Linked DNA regions of Homo sapiens: region 2 is linked to region 1. The links are chromatin contacts, found by Hi-C in ENCODE. All regions are on one chromosome and are shown on one strand. The core of a region is the stretch at or near the end of the contact, and the rest is flanking DNA. Distances in the headings are between cores, read along the strand shown. Region 1 has its middle 150 kb from the start of COL21A1. Region 2 overlaps DST (dystonin).

The links. Hi-C counts contacts between places; a loop is a spot of excess contacts on that map. Pooled maps may share reads with other maps.
Region 2: a loop to region 1 is called in a map of sciatic nerve, with 5 times the contacts of the local background. The contact joins two enhancer-like sites. A Hi-C loop is called at or near these places in 1 of 168 maps with a recorded cell type or tissue (sciatic nerve), 1 of 37 single-sample maps with no recorded cell type and 4 of 50 pooled maps.

The regions. Positions count from the first base shown.
Region 1 is chr6:56,395,336-56,402,212 of GRCh38, reverse strand. No RefSeq gene overlaps it. Among named protein-coding and RNA genes, the nearest start is that of COL21A1, 150 kb to the right of the region's middle. Within about 2 kb of position 2,717, at least 3 of the 41 ENCODE cell types and tissues checked have a DNase peak (open chromatin) inside an H3K27ac peak, as active enhancers do.
Region 2 is chr6:56,860,298-56,867,174 of GRCh38, reverse strand. All of the region lies in intron 3 of DST (dystonin), which reads left to right. DST-AS1 (DST antisense RNA 1) reads right to left here. Exons shown (of 4, transcript NR_125866.1): 2 at 5,260-5,347; 3 at 3,931-4,104; 4 at 2,837-3,320. Among named protein-coding and RNA genes, the nearest start is that of DST-AS1, 20 kb to the right of the region's middle. RefSeq lists an enhancer at 4,526-4,575. Within about 2 kb of position 2,679, at least 5 of the 41 ENCODE cell types and tissues checked have a DNase peak (open chromatin) inside an H3K27ac peak, as active enhancers do.

The DNA of each region.
Region 1 (6,877 bases), core at 1,468-3,967:
AGAGAGAGGAGGCAAAAAAAATGCAGGCAGTCCCCAGTATACTATGGTTTAACTTAACAACTTTTTGATTTTACAATGTAGAGAAAGCAATACACATTCAGTAGAAATTGTACTTTGAATTTTAAAATTCTTCATAATAACTTCATTATAATATAAGCTTTGTGTTAGATGATTTTGCCCAACTGTAGGCTAATGTAAATGTTCCAAGCATGTTTAAGGTAGATGACGCTAAGCTATGATGTTCAGTAGGTTAGGTGTATTAAGTGCATTTTCAACCTAGATTTTCAACTTACAATGGGTTTATCAGGATGAAACCCAATTGTAAGTTTAGGAGCATCTGTATTCAAAGTGTAAGTTTAGGAGCATCTGTATTCAAAGAAGTAATGGCTGGAAACTTTCCAAATCTAATGAAAAAACATTAAACTACCCTTTAAGAAGCTCAATGAACCCCAAGAAGGATAAACACAAAGAGATTCACATTCTGACACATCATAGTGAAACAAAGAGAAAGAGATAATATTAAAAGTAGCAAAAGAAAAATGACTTATCACATACAAGTGATAAGATTAACAGCTGACTTTTTGTCAGAAACAGTGAATTTCAGAAGAGAAGGGGGTAACATATTCAATCTGCTGAAGCAAAAAAAAAACCAAAACTATCTTTTAAAAATGAAACAAATCCCCAGATTAACAGAAACAGAGAAAATTTATTTATAGCAGAAATACTTCCAAGACCTACAAGGAAGTTTTTGAGGCTGAAAGAAGATTAAATTGGAGAGTAATTTGAATTCACATGAAAAACTCAAGGACTGGTAAATGTAATTATATAGGTAGCTATAAAAAAGTATAATTACATATTTCTTCTTTTTTTCTCTAACTGATTTAAAAGTTGCAATATAATTTCATAAGATCTATGAAATTATATTGTTGGTCCTATAACATATAGAGGCATAATATATTTGACAATATATTTGACACAAGGAGAGAAAGAAACTATACTGGAGTAAGAAAATGGCATTATGGTAACTCAAATCCAGAGAAAGAAAAGAAGAGGACAGTAATAATCTAAAGTAGAATCTAATAAATTAAGGTATATATTGTAATTCCTCTAGTGAATGCTAATAAAATAACTCAAAAATATAATCTAAAAGTCATTAAAGAAATTAAAATAATACACCAGAAAAATTACCCACTTAATACAAAAAGAACACAGTAAATAAAAAATAGAGAAACAAAAAAGACATGAGACAAACTAAAAAGTAAAATGGGATGCAAATCCAACTATATCAATAATAATATTAAATGTGAAGGAATGAAACAATCCAATCAAAAGGTAGAGATTGTCATAATGACAAAAAAACAAGATCCAACTCTTTGCTGTCTGTAAGAAACACTTTAGATTCCAATCTAAAAATAGGTTGAAAATTAAAGGATGGTGTATAGTTTGTTTTTTTTCCCCAGCACTGCATATGTATCATTTCCCCACATCAATTCTCCAACTCTCTGACGCCAACTGGGTGCCCCAAAATTCGATCCTATTCTGATACTATCTACCTGGAGTTAGTGTCAGATCCCACAAGTTAAAGGACTTAGTCCCGGAAGATCACTTTCAGTTTAGATGCCAGCTGCGAGTGGGATTCTCAGGTCACTGAAACTCCTTCCCAGTTGACAAGTTTGGGGCTTCCCACCGTCTCTCAGGTTCAATTATTTGCTAGAACAGCCTTCAGGACTCAGAAAAGCACTCTACTTACTATTACTGGCTTTGTGTCCGAATAAGATGACTCATGGTAGTGGGCAGGAGTGGGCTGCCCAGGTACTTCAGGATGATATCCCTGCACAGGAGCCACTGCCCTCATGGAGTCAGGGTGCATCACCCTTCTAGCATGCAGATGTATTCAAACTTGGAAGCTCTCTGAACTTCATCATCTAGGGGTTTTGTTTTTTTTTTCTTTTTTGGAGGTTTCATTCATAGTCATGATTGATGAAATCATTGGCCATTGGTGATTGAATTCAGTCTCTAGTCCCTCTGTCTTCCCTGGAGTGAGACATTGCTCCCCACAAAAGGGCATTAGCTGCGGGGGTCTGCCTTCAGACCCTGACCCAACGACAGATGAATAAAACGTACACTGACACACAGATATTCTGTTTTGCCAGTCCTGCTGAGTGTCCGACCGCCTGCACACCAAGAGAGGTTTGTCACTGCGGCCGGCCCTGAGCAGCTTGCACTCCAGGCATTTATTTAGTATAGAATTAACAACAGAAGCTCTGAGTCAACACTCTTGTGAATAATTAACATGGTTAAGAGAGTAGTTTTATGAATGATTAAAGTTCAGGTACCGCAGTCTAAAGTAAATACCATTAGGGGGCAATATCCCTGGTCGACCTCCCCCACCCCCCACCCCGAGAGGGCTATCTGGCTCAAAGGTTAGTTAATGGAGGTAGAGTAAACAAAATTAACTGGGGAAGACTCTGTTATCTCTAGTATTTACCCTATGACATAATGCTCTAAGGTAAGAACCAGCTGCCTTCAGCCTGTTCAGTTATTACAAGCTATGTAACCTTTCGGCCTTCCAAAAAGGTTTGTGACTATTCCCTATAACTTTCCCTAATATTTCCCTTTAATATTTCTGCCAGCATCCTGAGTGAATCCCAGCACTGGAGGTCAGGGGGTGGGGCTGCAAGTTGCAACCCTCTAATTACATGATTGGTTTATCTGGTGACCAGCCCCTAACCTGAATATCTACGCAGCCCACTGCTGCCCACTACCATGAGTCATCTTATCCAGATGCAAAGCCAGTAAATTCCAAAGGTTTTAGGAGATTTGTGCCAAGAGTAGAGGATCAAAGATCAAGTATTTATTTTTTATTATACTACAGATAAATACACACACACACACACACACACACCATGCAAACATAAAAGCTGAAGTATCATAAGAGAGCTCAAGTATCATAAGAGAGCTCAAGTATCTATACAAAGATGAAATGAAATAGACTTTAAGCAAAAAATGTTGCTAGAGACAGAGAGGAACATTTTACAATTCCCTAATATCCTGGAAAGAGGAATTGGTGAGTGGAAAGAAGGGGAGAATCTGAAGCTACAATGTTTGCTTGCTCCTTTATGATTGGGTTTAGGAACTGGGGAAGACATCAACAGGACGAGGCCCATTAGAGTAAAAAATGTCCTAGGAATATGAGCTAGGAGAAACAAAGTCAGGGGGAAGAAGACATAACTTGGAATCCCTTTCCCCACAAACCTCACAGATCAACATTTAATTGGCCTTTACTATGACCTTCCTGTGAGCCCTCAGTAACAATAATCTCATGATCAGGTTGGGTTCTAGAAAAATGTACATTTTATATCTTGTTAAGAACAAGATTGAGAGGACAGAAATTATTTGGTAGGATGGTAATTCCACTTAATGGTTAAATGGAATGTGTGCCTCAAAGAAGATTAAGCTAAGAAAAAGAAATGATGAACAGTTATGAATGAAGGGGAAAAAAGCCCTCAAGAAAATGAAAGGTGTTTTAGCTATGAAAGGCAAAATGTTTCAATTATTTTGCTATTTTAATGACAATGATAATAAAACCAAAGGATTCCTCAATCTTTCAAAAAACAAAGTAGTTTTATAATCACGTCAACATAGCACTGTCAAATTGCATTTATTTAGGATCAACACACATAATAAAATTATCACTTTTAATTTTAAAAAGTAGGTGCTTATTGGGATCATATCATTTACTTCATTCTCTGAATTAGATTCATTCTTTTTTTTTTTTTTTTTTTTTTTTTTTTTTGTGAGATGGGGTCTTACCCTGTCACCCAGGTTGGGGTGCAGGGGCGTGATTTCTACTGTGAATCCATGTGGCCCTGGGCTTTATTTTTGTTGGCAATTTTTTTTTATTGATTCAATCTCACTGATTGTTATTAGTCTGTTCAAGATTTCTGTTTCTTCCTGATTTAATCTAGAAGAGTTTTATTTTTTCAGGAATTTATCCATTTCCTCTAGATTTTCTAGTTTGTGTTTATAGAGGTGTTCATACTAGTCATGAATGATCTCTTGTATTTCTATGGTTTTGGTTATAATGTCTCCATTTTTATTTCTAATTGAGCTTATTTAAATCCTCTCTCTTTTTTTCTTGGTTAATCTAGCTAATGCTCTATCAATTTTGTTTATCTTTTCAAAGAATCAATTTTTTGTTTCATTGATCTTTTGAATTTTTTTGTTTTAACTTCATTCAGTTCTTCTCTGATCTTTGTTGTTTCTTTTCTTCTGCTAGCTTTGGGTTTTGTTTGTTCTTGTTTCTCTAGTTCCTTAAGGTGTGATGTTAGGTTGTCAATTTGTGATTTTTCAGGCTTTTTGATGTAGGCATTTAGCACTATAAACTTTCCTCTTAGCACTGCTTTTGCTGTATCCCAGGGTTATTGATAATTTGTGTTGCTATTATCACTTATTTCAAATAATTTTTAAATTTTCATCTTCATTTTATTGTTAAGCCCCAAATCATTTGGAAGCAGATTGTTTGATGTCCATATATTTGTATAGTTTTAAAGGTTCCTTTTAAAGATGATTTATGGTTTTATTCACTGTGGCCTGAGAAGATACCTGATGTGATTTTGAGTTTTAAAAAATTATTAAACTTGTTTTGTGGCCTATCATATGGTCTATCTTGAGAAATGTTACACATGCTGATGAGAAAAATGTATATTCTGCAGGTCTTGGGTAGAATTGTAAATATCTGTTAGGTTCATTTGTTCTAGAATATAGTTTAAGTCTATTATTTCTTTGTTGGCTTTTTGACTTGATGATCTGTCTAGAGTTGTCAGTGGAGTGTTGAAGTCCCCTAGTATTATTGTGTTGCTTTTTATCTCATTTCTTAAGTCTAGTAGTAATTGTTTTATGAATCTGGCAGCTTTAGAGTTAGGTGTGCATATATTTAAGGTTGTAATATCTTCTTTTTGGATTGATCCTTCTATTATATACAATGACTTTGTCTATTTTTTTTACTGTTTTTTTTTAAAGTCTGTTTTATCTGACATAAGAATAGCTACTACTGCTTGCTTTTGGCTTCTATTTGCATGGGATATCTTTCTCCATCCCTTTACCTTGAGTTTATATGAATCATTACATGTTAGGTGAGTCTCTTAAAAACAATAGATATTTGGTTTATGATTTTTATCCATTCTGCCAATCTGTATCTTTTAAGTAGGCCATTTATGCAATATTAATATTGAGATGTGAGGTACTACTCCAGTCATCATGTGGATTGTTACCTAGATACTTTCTTTTCTTCACTGTGTTTTTGTTATATAGGCCCTGTGGGTTTTATGGCTTCAAGAGGTTCTATTCTGGTACATATGGACCTTTTATTTCAGGATTTATAACTCTTTTTAGCATTTCTTGTAGGACTTGTCTGGTAGTGACAATTCTCTCAGCATTTGTTTGTCTGAAAAAGACTTTATTTCCCCTTGATTTATGAAACTTAGTTTTGTAAAATAATTCTTAGCCAACAGTTGTTCTGTTTAAGGAGGTTGAAAATACGACCTCAATCCCTTTTGGCATGTAAAGTTTCTGCTGAGAAGTCTGCTGTTAATCTTATGGGTTAGTGGATGCTTTAGTCTCACTGCTCTTGGAATTCTTTTCTACATTAACTTTAGATAGCCTCATGGCTATATACCTTGGCGATGTCCTTTTTGCAATGAAGCTCCCAGATGTTCTTTGAGCTTCTTCTATTTGGATATCTAATTCTCTAGCAAGGCCAAGGAAGTTTTCTAGTTTTCCAAACTTTTTGCTTTCTTTTCTCCCTCAGGATCACCAACTATTCTTAGGTTTGGTCGTTTTACATAATCCATATTTCTTGAACACTTTTTTATGTTGGTTTATGTTGGTTTTCACCTTTCACTTGTATCTCCTTGAGTAGCTTCATCATCAGTCTTTTGAATTTATTATCTGTTATTTCAAAGATTTCATCTCGGTTTGGATCCAGTGCTGGGGAATAATGTGATCTTTTGGGTGTGTTATAGAACCTTGTTTTGTCATATTGTCAGAATTATTTTTCTGGTTCCTTCTCATTTGGGTAGGCTACTTCTTCTGTTTGTTCTTGGTTTATATGTGATTTAACTGTGTTTATTTTTTAAATTTCCTTTTTCCCTTTAGGATATTACTTTAATGTTTATAGTTCTTTGTAACCTAATTTGGCCTTTGGTGCTTTCAGAGGTGAAGAATTTGTATGAGTTCCTTGGTTTTTTGTATGAATCTTTGTATTATGGCTTTGTCAGATGTTGATTTTAGTAGCAACGTGCTTGGTGTGTGAGCAAGTGCACTGTCTCCTATGGAGTTGGAATGGTAGAGGTTTCCTGAAGTTTATCTTATTCTCTGTGAGATTTATCTCTTTAATTTTTCCCCAGTATTTTATTTACTAAGTTGAATAATTCAGGTTTCAGGCCAGTACATAAGGTGCCCCTGGATAGAAACTTGTTGTGGCTAAAGCAGATAGATAAATGCAATGCCCAGTGGTGGGCAGAGGTCCCAGCCTTGACAGAGGTGGCTGGGGGCTCAGTAAAACATACTGAGGTCTCATCAGGGGGAAGGGTGGGAGCCACTTCAGCTCCCCTACTGGGCCAGCAGGGAAGTGATCCAGCTCTGAGACTCACTCCTAATCCAGTGTTCCAGCTAGTCCAATCAGACAGGCACTTGTTTTCATCTGCAGATATGTTGGTGTTCCAAGTAGACAGGGATTGTGGCTCTACCCATGTGCAAACCTGAACCTATGGGGATGCTGTTATCCTGAAGTTTTCCGGAAAGGCTGTCTATGGGTGCACCCATGCCGACCTCCTGTGGGAGAAGACCCAGCTGTGTCTGTAGTGGTGGATAAGGG
Region 2 (6,877 bases), core at 1,430-3,929, 460 kb before region 1:
AGCTGGGTCAGGAGGCACAGAGCTCTGCCAGACTGCAGGGCCAGGTCTAGCCTCGGTTCTCTGTTATCCCCCCAGTTAGCTTGCTGAGAGCAATCCCATTTCTGATTTATGGTTAGGAGGGTTTAACTGTGGGTTGTGAGACTATGTTGTGCTTTAAATCTGTTGTTCTGTAACAAGCTTCAGGGCAAGTATTGCAGGCGATGATAAATAAGATAAATAAGAAATAAAGATAAATAAGAAAAAACTAATATTTATTGCAGGAAATTGGAACTCGTTGAGTACATACAAACTGTGTGCTAGTTAGTATGGGTGCTTTTGCAAAATTCTTTTACTGTTCATTTTCCCATTTCACAAATATTTTCTGAGCACCTGCTATGGGTTTGCCACCATGCTAGGAACTGGGGACACAGCATGAATGAAACAAAGGGCTTACTTTCTGGTGGAGGAGACAGACAACAAGCAGATTAACAAGTAAATACATAATGTTTCAGATGGTAATAAGTGCTGTGGGGGAAAGTGAAGCAGGATAAGGGGCATAGAGTAATTGGTGAGGAGGGTAAAGTTACATAAGGCTTTTAGGGGAAGAACTTTCTTTAAAAGGTTGACATTTGAGCAGAGACCTAACAGCACATCAGGAGGCCTTGTAAGTCATGGTGCAGGCTTTGGATTTTATCCTGAGTGAAGTGGAAAGCCACAGGAGGGTTTTGAGCACAGGCATGATGTACTCTGACTTAGGTCTTTGAAGACTGGATCTAGCTTCTGTATGGAGAATAGATCGTTGAGGACAAGGAGGCAAGCAAGATCAGTTGGAAGATATTTTCCAATAATTGTTCAGGCAAGAGGTGAATGTGACTTGGAATAAGAACAACATAGCTCTGGCTGGGCATGGTGGCTCATGCCTGTAATCCCAGCACTTTGGGAGGCCCCAGTGGGTGGATCATCTGCAGTCAGGTGTTCGAGACTAGCCTGGCCAACATAGTGAGTTGGCCCATCTCTACTAAAAATACAAAAAAATTAGCCGGGTGTGGTGGCATGCACCTGTAGCCCCAGCTACTCGGGAGGCTGAGGCAGGAGAATTGCTTGAACCCAGGAGGCAGAGGTTGCAGTGAGCCGAGATTGCGCCACTACACTCTGCACTCCAGCCTGGGCAACAGAGTGAGACTCCATCTCAAAACAAACAAACAAAAAAACAAAAACAAAAAAAAAACATAGCTCTAATTTATTGAATGCCTATATGTACTTTATGTATATCATTTTAGTAATCCAGTTGAATTTAGCTATCTTTGTGTTTTAGAAGATGATAAAACTCAAAATCTCCCTGTGCCTTAGAAATGCTCTAATGGGAACATTTCAGACATTGTGGCAGCAGTTTTTGGTAGCAGATTTTCAGACTCCATCAGATCCCATCAAAGATTATATTCTACCTAGAGAATCAGGAAGGCAGGTGAGAAGGTAACGCCATCTGTCCCTATGACTCAACAGAGCAGTAATGAGCTTTTACTTTCAACTAGGGAAGCAAGGCTGAGCATGGTGGCTCATGCCTGTAATCCCAGCACTTTGGAAGGCTGAGGCAGGAGGATTGCTTGAGCCCAGGAGTTCCAGACCAGCCTGAGCAACACAGTGAGACAATTCCCTGGCCACTCTTCCCCCATCTCTTCAAAAAACAAAAAAATTAGCCAGGTGTGGTGGCACACATGTAGTCTAGCTACTTGGGAGGCTGAGGTGGGAGGAGTGCTTGAGCCTGGAAGGTCAAGGTTGCCATGAGCTGGGATCTCACCACCACACAGTGAGCTGTGATTTTACCACCACACTTCAGCCTAGATGACAGAGCAAGATGCTCTCTCTCTCTCTGTCTCTCTTACACACACACACATACAGACACACACACACACACACACACACACACACACACAGAAAACTAGGGAAGCAGGGAGGTAGATTGTCACAATTAAAGTGTTCCAGGCCATATTTCTTTTGAATGGTGTTCTGAATTGGGCTAGGCTGTTTCTGTTAGGACAGACTCATTTGACTCCTTGAATCTCTGTCTCTGTGATTGTCAGAAATGGCTCCAGGAAAAATTGTGATCTAGGCAGCTTATCTACTTCTAGGAGCCTCAGTGTTCCCTTTTCGTTTTATCAAAACACTTCTGCAGGACATAGTCTGGTGGCCTTATTCATACTGAAGCATAAATGACTGATACTGTGCCACTTAATATTTTTCATCCATGGGTAGTTTGATTAGAAATAAAAAGCTTTAAACCAAAAGAATGTATCTGTTACTGGAAATTTAGGCAACAGCATGCAGGTGATGTGAAGGGAGGTAGATATTTTTTTCAAGTCCTCAAAATGATATATTTTTGGTCATATAGCTATAATCACTGCAATTCTAAGTACTCGATATCTAGTTTTTGTTTTATCTTTTTATTTTATAATAAAATGCTATGGAAATGTATTGAGTAGTATGTGCTGAGCAGGCATCATATTACAGGATTTACATACATTATTTCATTTTAATACTAATATCTAGTGAAGTAGGTATGATTATTCACGTTTAGAATACGAGCAAGTTAAAGATGTTAAGTAATTTTCTTGTGTAGTAGTATGGGTAGTTAATTATGGGGCTGGGTGAAGCACTCTGGCTTCCTAACTCAGCTTGGTGAAAGTCCTGCCTACTTTCCATAAAACTGTAAAATGTGAATTATGGCAGGTGTTTCTACTTCCCTGAAATGTAGTAAAGGTGAGTCATAAGTCTTTTATGCAGTAATATGGTAGACAATTGTGTTAGTTAGGGTTCTCCAGAGAAACAGACCAATAGGATATATTAGTTACAGCACACATACACACACAGAGATTTATTTATTTTAAGGAATTAGCTCATGCAATTGGGCTGGGAGATCTAAAATCTGTAGGGCAGGCCAGCAGGCTAGAAATTCAGGAAAGAGCTGATATTGCAGTCTTGAGTCCAAATTCTTCAGGGTATCAGGCTGGAAACTCAGGCAAGGTCTCTATGTTGCAGTCTTGAGGAAAATTCTTTCTTTGAGAAACCATGGTCTTTGCTCTTAAGGCCTGATTGGAGAAGGCCCACCCACTATATGGAGGATAATCTGCTTTACTTGAAGTCCACTGAATAAAATGTTAATCACATTTAAAAATATACCTTCACAACATCTAGACTGATCTTTTATGAAAAACTGGGTACCATGGCCTAGCCAAGTTGGCACATAAAATTAACCGTCACATCAATAGCCAGAGATTTTCACTAAATAGACTTTTAAAGGTACCTGGATTCTCCACTTGCAAATTCTGTAGCTGGTTCCTGTGCTGTGGACAAAAACACAAGGCCAGTTGAGGAAGAGAGTGAAGGATGGCACAAAGGAACATATAGTCATATGTTCTATGGTGTGCTTGTTTTTTGTGATAGAATTCATCATATTGTTTTATGGACACAGATACACATTTTTAAAAATTCTTCTTTGCTTTATTATTGTTGGAGGAAGCTATTAGGCTGGCTTGGAAATCCCCGGTTGAGAAAGGGAGGAGAAAAAACACCCAAGCAATATTTCAGGGTCAGGAGGGCAGCTGTGAAGGGGAGGAAGGTCAGGGGATTGGAATTCACACAGATCCTAAGTGTACATGATGACTAAGGAGGAGAGGGGTGTGGGCTGCACAGCTGTAGCACAGGATTCTAACTGCCCTGTGATGGGCACTGTGAAAGAATGAGTGAATTTACTTCATAAATGCAGTGGGAACAATTATTACTTACAGACAATTGGAAGTCAGAAGAAATAGGGATATTGTTATTTTTGTGCTTTTAAGTAGAATATCATGGCTCATAAAATGTTATAAGAAATATGTGTAAATGGCGTGACTATTATGTTCCCCAAAACAACTCCTGTGTGAAAGGGGACAATGAACAAGATGGTTTATACACCTTTGCTCTCTGTGTGTATGAGGAAAAGGATGAATAAAGGATGGAGTGGCTCCATAACACTTCATTACCAGCATGCTACCATCTCAGCAGTCCCTTGCATGATGCTGATCAGCTGCAGCTTCTCTAAGGGGGCAGGTTTCCACCACTCACTCGCAGCAGCTCCAGGAGCCAGAGCTATAGTTGGAAGAAAATGCAGGTCTCTTGGAAGTTGGTGTCTAGCCAGCCTTGTATCTTAAACCAGTTTGAGTCACCACAAATTAGGAGGCTTATCAAAAAGAACCTCATCATCTTGAGCTCTCCTTGTATGACTTGACTGGGACCCACTCATTTTCCTACTGCTATTCTCTGTCTCCCCACTATTACAGTTTTGCTTGACTTCTGACCTTCTTCTCATTCCTGCATAGTAAGCTAGTTTCACTTCTTACCCTAGCAGCCTCAGCCCTACCTTCCTCCAGCCTTCTTTTTTCCAGTCTCTAAATGTTTCTCAAATTCATCCTCTCCATTCCCCCCCAATTTCAATGATTTAGTTCAGGCTCTCATCATTTATTGCTGGACCATTACAGTAACTGCTCACTAATCTTGTCTGAGTGTGATCCCTCTTCAGTCCATGAGTCACACAGCTATACGGGCAAACTACTTATAACCCTTCAGCAACAATCCAGCTCCTACTGGATGAAGATGAAGATGAAGATGAAGATGAAGTCTGGGCCCCAGTGTCACATGCAAGCCCTGCTGTGATCTTCATCCACCACCTGCTTTCCAGACGCCTCTGCTGCCACTTCCACTTGATGCTCTCAAGGCACCTTGTGCTTTTCTCACTTCTCATTCTGGGAGACTGGTTGGATAACTCAAAGGTCCTAACATCTTCCCCCCTCAAACACTATCTTTTCTTACCTGATTTGGAATAAGGTGGCAACAAGCAAGAAAGGAAATACATTCCCTTCTTCCCTGGATCTAGAATAATTCAAAGCAGCCTTAAAATGAGAAAGGATGCTGGAGGAAGGAAGTAGCTGCTGTGCTGATCCCGTTGGTGGGCTCTGTGTATGTGTGTGTGCGAGAGAGAGACAGACAGATAGACACTTGGGGCATTTTTAGCCTTGGTTGTGGCAGAGCTTTCTTTCTGAATTTCTACTCACATTTGACCAAGCTGCTGAAGCCAAGCTGCCAAGCCAATAAATTCACCCAACAGACATTATTCATCAGGGGCCCCCTCCTAAGACCTGGGATTCTGAAGTACATAAGAAACAGCTGCTACCCACACGGTGAGTTTGAATCTCAGTCTGTACACTCTGGGGTAAGAGGTGTTCCCTTGTCTTTTTTTCAACTCACCTCAGGTTCTGACTCCCCGGTCTCCATGAGGCCAGGCCTGGTGTTCCCCATTTCTTCCACCTCAGAATTGTGTTAAGGTTCTGGGGTCCTGTAAGATGCATACCACGGTGTCAGGGAATGGGAGGGAACATTTGTGCCTCCAGGTTATGCCCACCTCAAAAGATTCAGGCTTGTGGAAAATAAAAGTCAGGTATTCTTGCAGGCTGTTTCTGCTTCCCGTCCTGCCATATAGCTTCCTCTAGGGGTAAAGCAAGGAAGGGACAGGTCCAGATCACCTCAGGAAAGAGAGATAAAATGAAATCTACTGGGGCCTTTAGTGCAGATACGGGGGCTTTGAGCCACACAGTTGTTCCAGATGGATCTCAGGTGTTCTAAGAGGAGGATGTGCAACAAATGTCAGGGAAAACCCAAATATTGTTAAGGACATTTGGAATGAACTTAGCATTTATTCTTGAGAGGAGGCTGTGGTTGGATTGGTTTGCTACCATGCAATATGAAGCATCCCACCTGAGCAGAGTTTTCCACCAAGCCAGCTCAGAGGGATCAGGCACTGATCCCTGGTTCCGATTGGGTGCAGCTTAAGGTAGCAGCAGAATTGTTTTCACTGAATGTACATGGAACAGCCCTGCTTTCCTCAGAAGAGGGCAGTGGGAGTGCCAGGCACTTAAAGTTTCATAGACTTTGCTTCTGTGCAGTAATAAAAGTTTTTGTTTTTAATGAAAAAGTAATTATTTCACTTAAGTGTCTACTGTTTGTAGTGAAAGAGTAAGTGTGTAAAAGCTATTATCAAAAGCAATTTTCTGAAGTCTCATTAATGAAGACAGGTAATGAAAATGGAAGCATAAAGAAGATATAAAGACATAACTTTGCTTATGTGTCAATAGAGAAGAACTGAATATCTATAATTGCTTTTTTTTTTAACACTAACATGTTTGTCTAAGTTTTTGTTGTCTCCAGTAATGGAGACAATGAATTTAAAAGAAAAAAACCTTCTGAATTACAGAAAGATATGTATTGGAAAGATACAGGGACATCTCAAAGGAGGTTTAACAACCAAGCTTGGGAAGGATAGATACGGAACTCATGGACTTTGTATCCTGAGAGCTGTTATTAAGGTGACACAGTTGCAATAACTTCTAGTTTCTGTGTCTCTGTTGTTTCATATTTCCTGAAGTGACAATTATATTGGCTTAGTCATCTACCCCTGGATCAAACAAGTGTGAATAGACAACATCACCTAATAGCTAAAATTTACTAATGCTTCCTACCTGTTGACCAAGGGTAGGTACGGGAGCAAAAACCAGCAGGGAGTCATTAGCAGTAGTGATGGGTGGGTGGGTCCAGCTAGATTCGTCGGGAGCCTGAGCCAGCATTTACATGAGTCATACAGCTTTCTTCCATTTCCTGGGCATTGGAAATGTTAACCAGGGTATTTGGGGATACAGCAGAATGAAGTGAACACTTGGATGTCAGTAGAAACATGGAACTATCTATTTTTGTTTGTTGTCCATTTAATTGAAATATTTTGAAAGCTTTCTGTTTTGTTTTATCCCCTCTTCTCCAGTTTTCTTATTTTTAAAAATTTCATCCCCAGTCTATCAATTACCACGATCCCTAC